2 separate regions of the Homo sapiens genome follow, and region 2 is linked to region 1. Evidence: chromatin contacts called from ENCODE Hi-C data. All regions are on one chromosome and are shown on one strand. The core of a region is the stretch at or near the end of the contact, and the rest is flanking DNA. Distances in the headings are between cores, read along the strand shown.

Evidence for each region. A loop is a pair of places that touch in the nucleus more often than their neighbours do. Pooled maps may share reads with other maps.
Region 2: a loop to region 1 is called in a map of naive thymus-derived CD4-positive, alpha-beta T cell, with 30 times the contacts of the local background. The contact joins the promoter of MCIDAS here to the promoter of ISL1-DT in region 1. A Hi-C loop is called at or near these places in 1 of 168 maps with a recorded cell type or tissue (naive thymus-derived CD4-positive, alpha-beta T cell), 1 of 37 single-sample maps with no recorded cell type and 8 of 50 pooled maps.

What each region holds. Positions count from the first base shown.
Region 1 is chr5:51,382,014-51,384,675 of GRCh38, reverse strand. ISL1-DT (ISL1 divergent transcript) reads left to right here and starts at 1,344. Exons shown (of 2, transcript NR_046243.1): 1 at 1,344-1,702. ISL1 (ISL LIM homeobox 1) reads right to left here and starts at 1,228. Exons shown (of 6, transcript NM_002202.3): 1 at 977-1,228; 2 at 1-135. The coding sequence starts at 1,004.
Region 2 is chr5:55,225,949-55,228,610 of GRCh38, reverse strand. MCIDAS (multiciliate differentiation and DNA synthesis associated cell cycle protein) reads left to right here and starts at 1,296. Exons shown (of 7, transcript NM_001190787.3): 1 at 1,296-1,592; 2 at 1,680-1,776; 3 at 1,944-2,035. The coding sequence starts at 1,473. LOC124900978 (a long non-coding RNA gene) reads right to left here and starts at 1,993. Exons shown (of 2, transcript XR_007058773.1): 1 at 1,314-1,993; 2 at 1-967. RefSeq lists silencers at 1,037-1,126, 1,277-1,426, 1,477-1,546.

The DNA.
Region 1 (2,662 bases), core at 95-2,594:
TCTCGTCCAAATACTGATTACACTCCGCACATTTCAAACATGCCGCATGCCATTCCAAATCCGGAGAAACCCTCAGAATATACTGATCGTGAATCTGATTGCCGCAACCAACACATAGGGAAATCAGACGTTTTTCTGAAATGAAAATAAATACATGATTGACTAACCGTTTACTTCCTACAGAGATAAACACACTTTTAGTGTCGTTCTCTTATAGGGCGTACTCTGGGAGGTTTTTTTCTTTCTTTCTTTCTTTCTTTTTTTTTTTTTTTAGAGCATTGCACTTTGGGATGGTAATTGAAATGTGCCATCAAAACCTTGACTCATTTTTAAAAGGAGGTGGAATATATGTAAAATGCAGATTGGAATAGTCTACATTTGTACGCCTAGCACGCAATCAAACCCGCTCATTTTGTATTTCTCCCCCCCCCCTTCCTCTTTGCTATAATCATTGGGAAAGATTATGGATAAGTCAAGTCAAAGAAAAGGTTTTGACTAGAAGCGTTAAGTGAACGCAGGGATGTCTATATTTTCCGTGAAGCGCGCTCTTAAATAGCACACAGGACTGGATATTGTTAGCAAGAGCAGGCATAAATACAGTTGTCACTCGTTCTCTTTTGCAAGTCTAATGCTAATTCACATCTCTGGGCATTGACTGTGCAGGCAGACCTTTGCAACATAATAACCTTCTCGGAGAGCTCAGGATTCCCCAGGAGGAAATCACCGCTTAGCACCAGAAAGCTAGAGCTTTGGAGGGCACACAGGCGAATTCACACACAAGGTACAATCAGTTTCCCGAAGATAAGAACCGACAGTAAGCATGCAGGCGTGGCGGCAACAAGAAAAAGCCACCTTTTCTCTTTCTCCAGGCAATGACTCCAACTCCAAAGAGCCCTTGGCACCTCAGCCTGTGCCTGAGAGAGAACCCCGCACAAGAACAGCACACCGAGCCCCACAAGGTAAAATAGCCTCTTACTTTTTGGTGGATCTCCCATGTCTCCCATATCTGTAAGAGGGAGTAATGTCCACAGTGAAATGGTGGTTGTACAGTTGGTGAACAGCCCACAGAGAGGATGCTGGAGCTGTGGCTAAGTGGGAAATATTGGCCCCTGGGGTTGCCAATGCTGAAAGAGCCGCTGCTCGGCTGCGCCGCGCCCTCGCGGATCTAGGAGTCCAATTTAAGCCGGCGGAGTTGGCGGAGCGGAGGCGCTGCGGCGGCGGCAGACTCGGCGCGGCTCGGGCACCTCTCTTCCTTATCTCTTACTCAAACTTCTCTGCTCCAACTCAGCTCCATCGCCATTGGTCTGACGCAGCGCGCGGGGACGTCAGGCGAGCGCCGCGCCCATTGGCTGCAGGGCGCGCGGCGCAGCTGTTCTGATTATCATATTTCAGCCTCGCCGCCGCTGAGCGCCACTGACCGCTCGGCGAGCCAGCGGGAGAGGATTAGGGCTCCCGAGGCAACTTGCTCGGGGCTCAGGCCGTTCTCCCCCGAAGCTCGGGCTGCCGGGCTGTTCTGGCTCTGGCCTCCCTCTCCTCCTCTTCCTCTTCCTTCTGTCCCCTCCCGCGTTCCTTCCCGGCCGCGCCGCCTGCGCCCTCGCCTCCTGTGGCGCTGCTCCTCCGCCCTGCGCTCCTGGGGTCCCCGCAGTCCGGCTGGCCGCGTTGCGCGCGGGGCTCACTTTCTGCCGCCGGTGGCGAGTGGCTGGTGGGTAGGTCTACCTGTTGACGAGGTCCCTCCCGGGCTCTAGGAAAAGGGGGGAACTTGGAGCAGGCCGTTCAGCTTGGTTTGGTCCCCACGCCGTGGTGCACATCCCCGGGGCCTGGCCTGCCTTGGCTGCTCCGGAGGGCTAGTTCCTCCAGAACTGGCTGCGCTCGGCGCGCTAGGGGAAGAAGAATCGGGAATGGGATGATTAAACCCAGAGGAACTGTTTCCTGACTGCTACACCATTACTCCGTCTCCCCCAACCTCAGATATCTAAAAACGTTGGGTGGGAGGAAAGGGGCGCTTCTTGCTGTTGGGACAATCAGGTTGGAACGCACCGGTAAACCGAAGTTGACTCCGCGGACTGACTTTTTGTCTTTCAGACCCGCGAGGTCTGCTTCTCAGTTTAACTCTAGAATTGAAGCTCACTAACCCGAAGCCAAAGAGCGAAATGATCTTTCAGTAGTCTAAAGTTTGTAAGATTTTTATATACTGTTCAATTCTTCTCACTGCTGGTCTCCTGCCCTTTGTTTTTAAGCAAACTTGTGCAACTAGCTGTGGTATTTTGGTAATTATAAGGACAAGTCTCCATGACTTTGTGGAGATTTTTTAAAAATGCATTAGTCTAAGGGCGCGAGTAGGGAGGGATTTATTACAGAACAGTGAAAGACCTATTTCACGTCCCCAGGCGTTAATATATAATTTTCTCTCGAGAAACTACTTGGAGAGAGAAGACTGTTAGGTGCAACTCGCCGGTAACCTTCTTCAATCATTCTTACATGTTCCCATCATCTGTTACGGTCTCCCAAAGACAGTCACAGGAAGGCCACGAAGAACCCCCGCGCTTCCCCCAAAGCTTCTAAAAAGCCATTTCTTATCTAATGGGGCTGCCAGTTTTATCTAAAAAGTCCTACAGACACAAACCATAGAAGGCTTAATTTCGGTGTCTTGTTGCTGTGAGAA
Region 2 (2,662 bases), core at 47-2,546, 3.8 Mb before region 1:
AAAAAATCACTAATTTACCCATACTAAGCACCAGTCACTTTACATAAATAATCTCACTCATCTTCACAGCAACTCTATTGAGGCCAGTGTAACTTTTTTTCCTAAAGACCTAGGGCTCATGGACCTGGTCCTCAGGCACTCTGACCCTAAAGCCAGAGCTCCTCACCATGAGCCATACCACACCAACTCTAGCTGGCTGACCTCACATCAATTCAGTTTCTGCATCTACTCCTGGGTCAGAGAGTCTCTCACTCTATTCCAGCTCTACCATTGGATTACCTTCCACCGCTGTTAGGGTATCTTGTTTCTTACTAGAGGCTCTTTCACTACGACTACTAGGTATAAGGGGAAAACAAGGTGCCCAACATAGGGGGGTGGGTACACAAAGATTCCAATTTCAGACGACTGTTCAAATTGGATGAATATGAGTGGTACTGAGAAAGGTCCCTCGCCTAAGGATGCCCCTCCCTAGGAGATGCCTCGGACTCAGGAAAATGCCCATTCCTTGGAGAGGTGTTGGCTTGGGAATGGCAACTACGACTGCGAAGAGACCAGCCAAACGTGGCGATGGGCCGCTGAGGCCACTAGGAAAGACAGGAACAGGGTTTTCGGGGATTCGGTACTTTCCACTGTGGCGTTTTCAGAAAGTGGAGGAGGGTTCGTAGTGTCACTTTTTCTTAACGGACGGTCTTTTAAAGGCTGTGCTCACGCGCCACTGCCGAGAAGAGTGCGGGGCTTGGGGAGCGGGGCGGGCTCTTGGCGTCAGGCCAAAAGAGACCACGTGGAAATCCATAAGTCAGGACCCAGGATAAGGTTCAGGTTTGAGGGAAGGGGCTTCTGTAATAAGGGGGCTGTTCCAGGGCATCCCTGCCGGTATTCTACATCCTTACTAAATCCTGCAGGAGCGCAAAGGCCGGAGTCTAGCGCTGGCGGGTGTCACTCCACGTTTATTTCGTGCGCCTTGTGGCTGGAGTGGGAAGAAAAGGAAATAATCGTTAACTTTGCCATTCCCCCTGTCTGTAAGCGGGAAGACGGTACCCAGGGCGAGGGAGACCGGCGTTTGCCCGCCCCTCCTTCTCCCTCTCTTCGCCTGGCGCGTCCGGGAGGCGGCGGCGCCAAAGCTCGCCGAAACGGCGCTGGCGGGCCGGGGCCCCGCGCTGGCGGCTCCCGGGGGAAGCCCGGTTGCCAGGTTGGGTTTAACGCCTCCGCCCGCGCGCAGATTGTCCCGGGCTGAAGGCGCCACCTCTGGCGCTCAGGCGCAAGCCACCCCTCCCGCGCGGCGGTCCTCCCCCTCCCCCGCCATCTCTCAGCACCTCCTCGGCAGCCCCTCGGCTCCTTCTCGGTCACGCGCCTGCCCCAACCTCTGGCTGGCTTCGGAGCCTGCAGGCACTGAAGGGAGTGCAGGGTGTGGATCGCTGCCCCAGCCCGGGCCGCCGCCTCCGAGCAGTCGGCACCCGGAGGCAGGAGGCACAATGCAGGCGTGCGGGGGCGGCGCGGCCGGCCGTCGGGCCTTCGACAGCATCTGCCCCAACAGAATGCTGGCACTGCCGGGCCGGGCGCTGCTCTGCAAGCCGGGGAAGCCGGAGAGGAAGGTGGGGCGGTTGATTCGGGCCGGGCGGGGTCTGCGCGCTCGGTGCCCCGAGGGCTGACCCGCGTTCAACGTTTGTGTGCCCGGCCAGTTCGCTCCTCCGCGGAAGTTCTTCCCCGGATGCACAGGCGGGAGCCCGGTGTCGGTGTACGAGGATCCCCCGGACGCCGAGCCCACAGCGCTGCCAGGTGAGCCCCGTGGCACCCACGCTACCCCTCGGGTTCCCCGCGCCGGGAGGGTGCGGCGCGCACAGCTCGGAGGAGCTTCTCTCCCCCGGGCTCTGACGTCCTAGCTGCGAGCCTGGCGGAGAGGCTCAGGGCCCGCCCGGCGCGTGTCTCCCGGTCTCCCCGCGCAGCCCTCACCACCATAGACCTGCAGGACCTCGCTGACTGCTCTTCGCTACTCGGGTCCGACGCGCCGCCTGGTGGTGACCTGGCCGCCTCGCAGGTACCTCCCCTTCTCGTGGAGCCTCGTGGTTTCACGCAACCCAAACCCTCCTCCGGGGTGGTGGTTTTAATTCCCCAAAAGCTCCTCTCGGGTCGGGAGCGCAGGCACACTCAGCTGGTGAGGGGAAGCATTGTGCAGGCACCTGAGCCTCCCAGATCAGAACTTCTACTTGCATCCTAGTATGTTATGAAGACCACATATCCACTGGAGCTGATTTGACCAACTTGATACAGTCGGGCTCATCTGGAGGCCTCCCCTCCTATTTCCCACCCTATCTACTCTTTGGAGCTGTGACAAGATTGCGCACTGAGAGACCAGGCGGGTGGGTGGGAGCAAAGTTGCGCACTGGGAACCTGTTGCATTCCTATCAGTTCTCCCAACACCCCCTTCCTGGCCATTTTCATTCCGTGGGTATATAAGAAGAGTGGAGGTTGATGGATAACTTCTCTATCAGGACTGGAAAAGAGCAAGAGAATTTGCAGTTGGAAGAAGCAGGAAGGACAAAGGACTCTGGAAGTAATCTTGCAGAAAATGTTCTTCTCTGCAGAGACAGTCCTTCAGCAATTGGGCGCTTTTTCAAAGTCCTGTTCAGCCCTTCGAAAAGCTCTAGTCACTTGCCGTGATGGG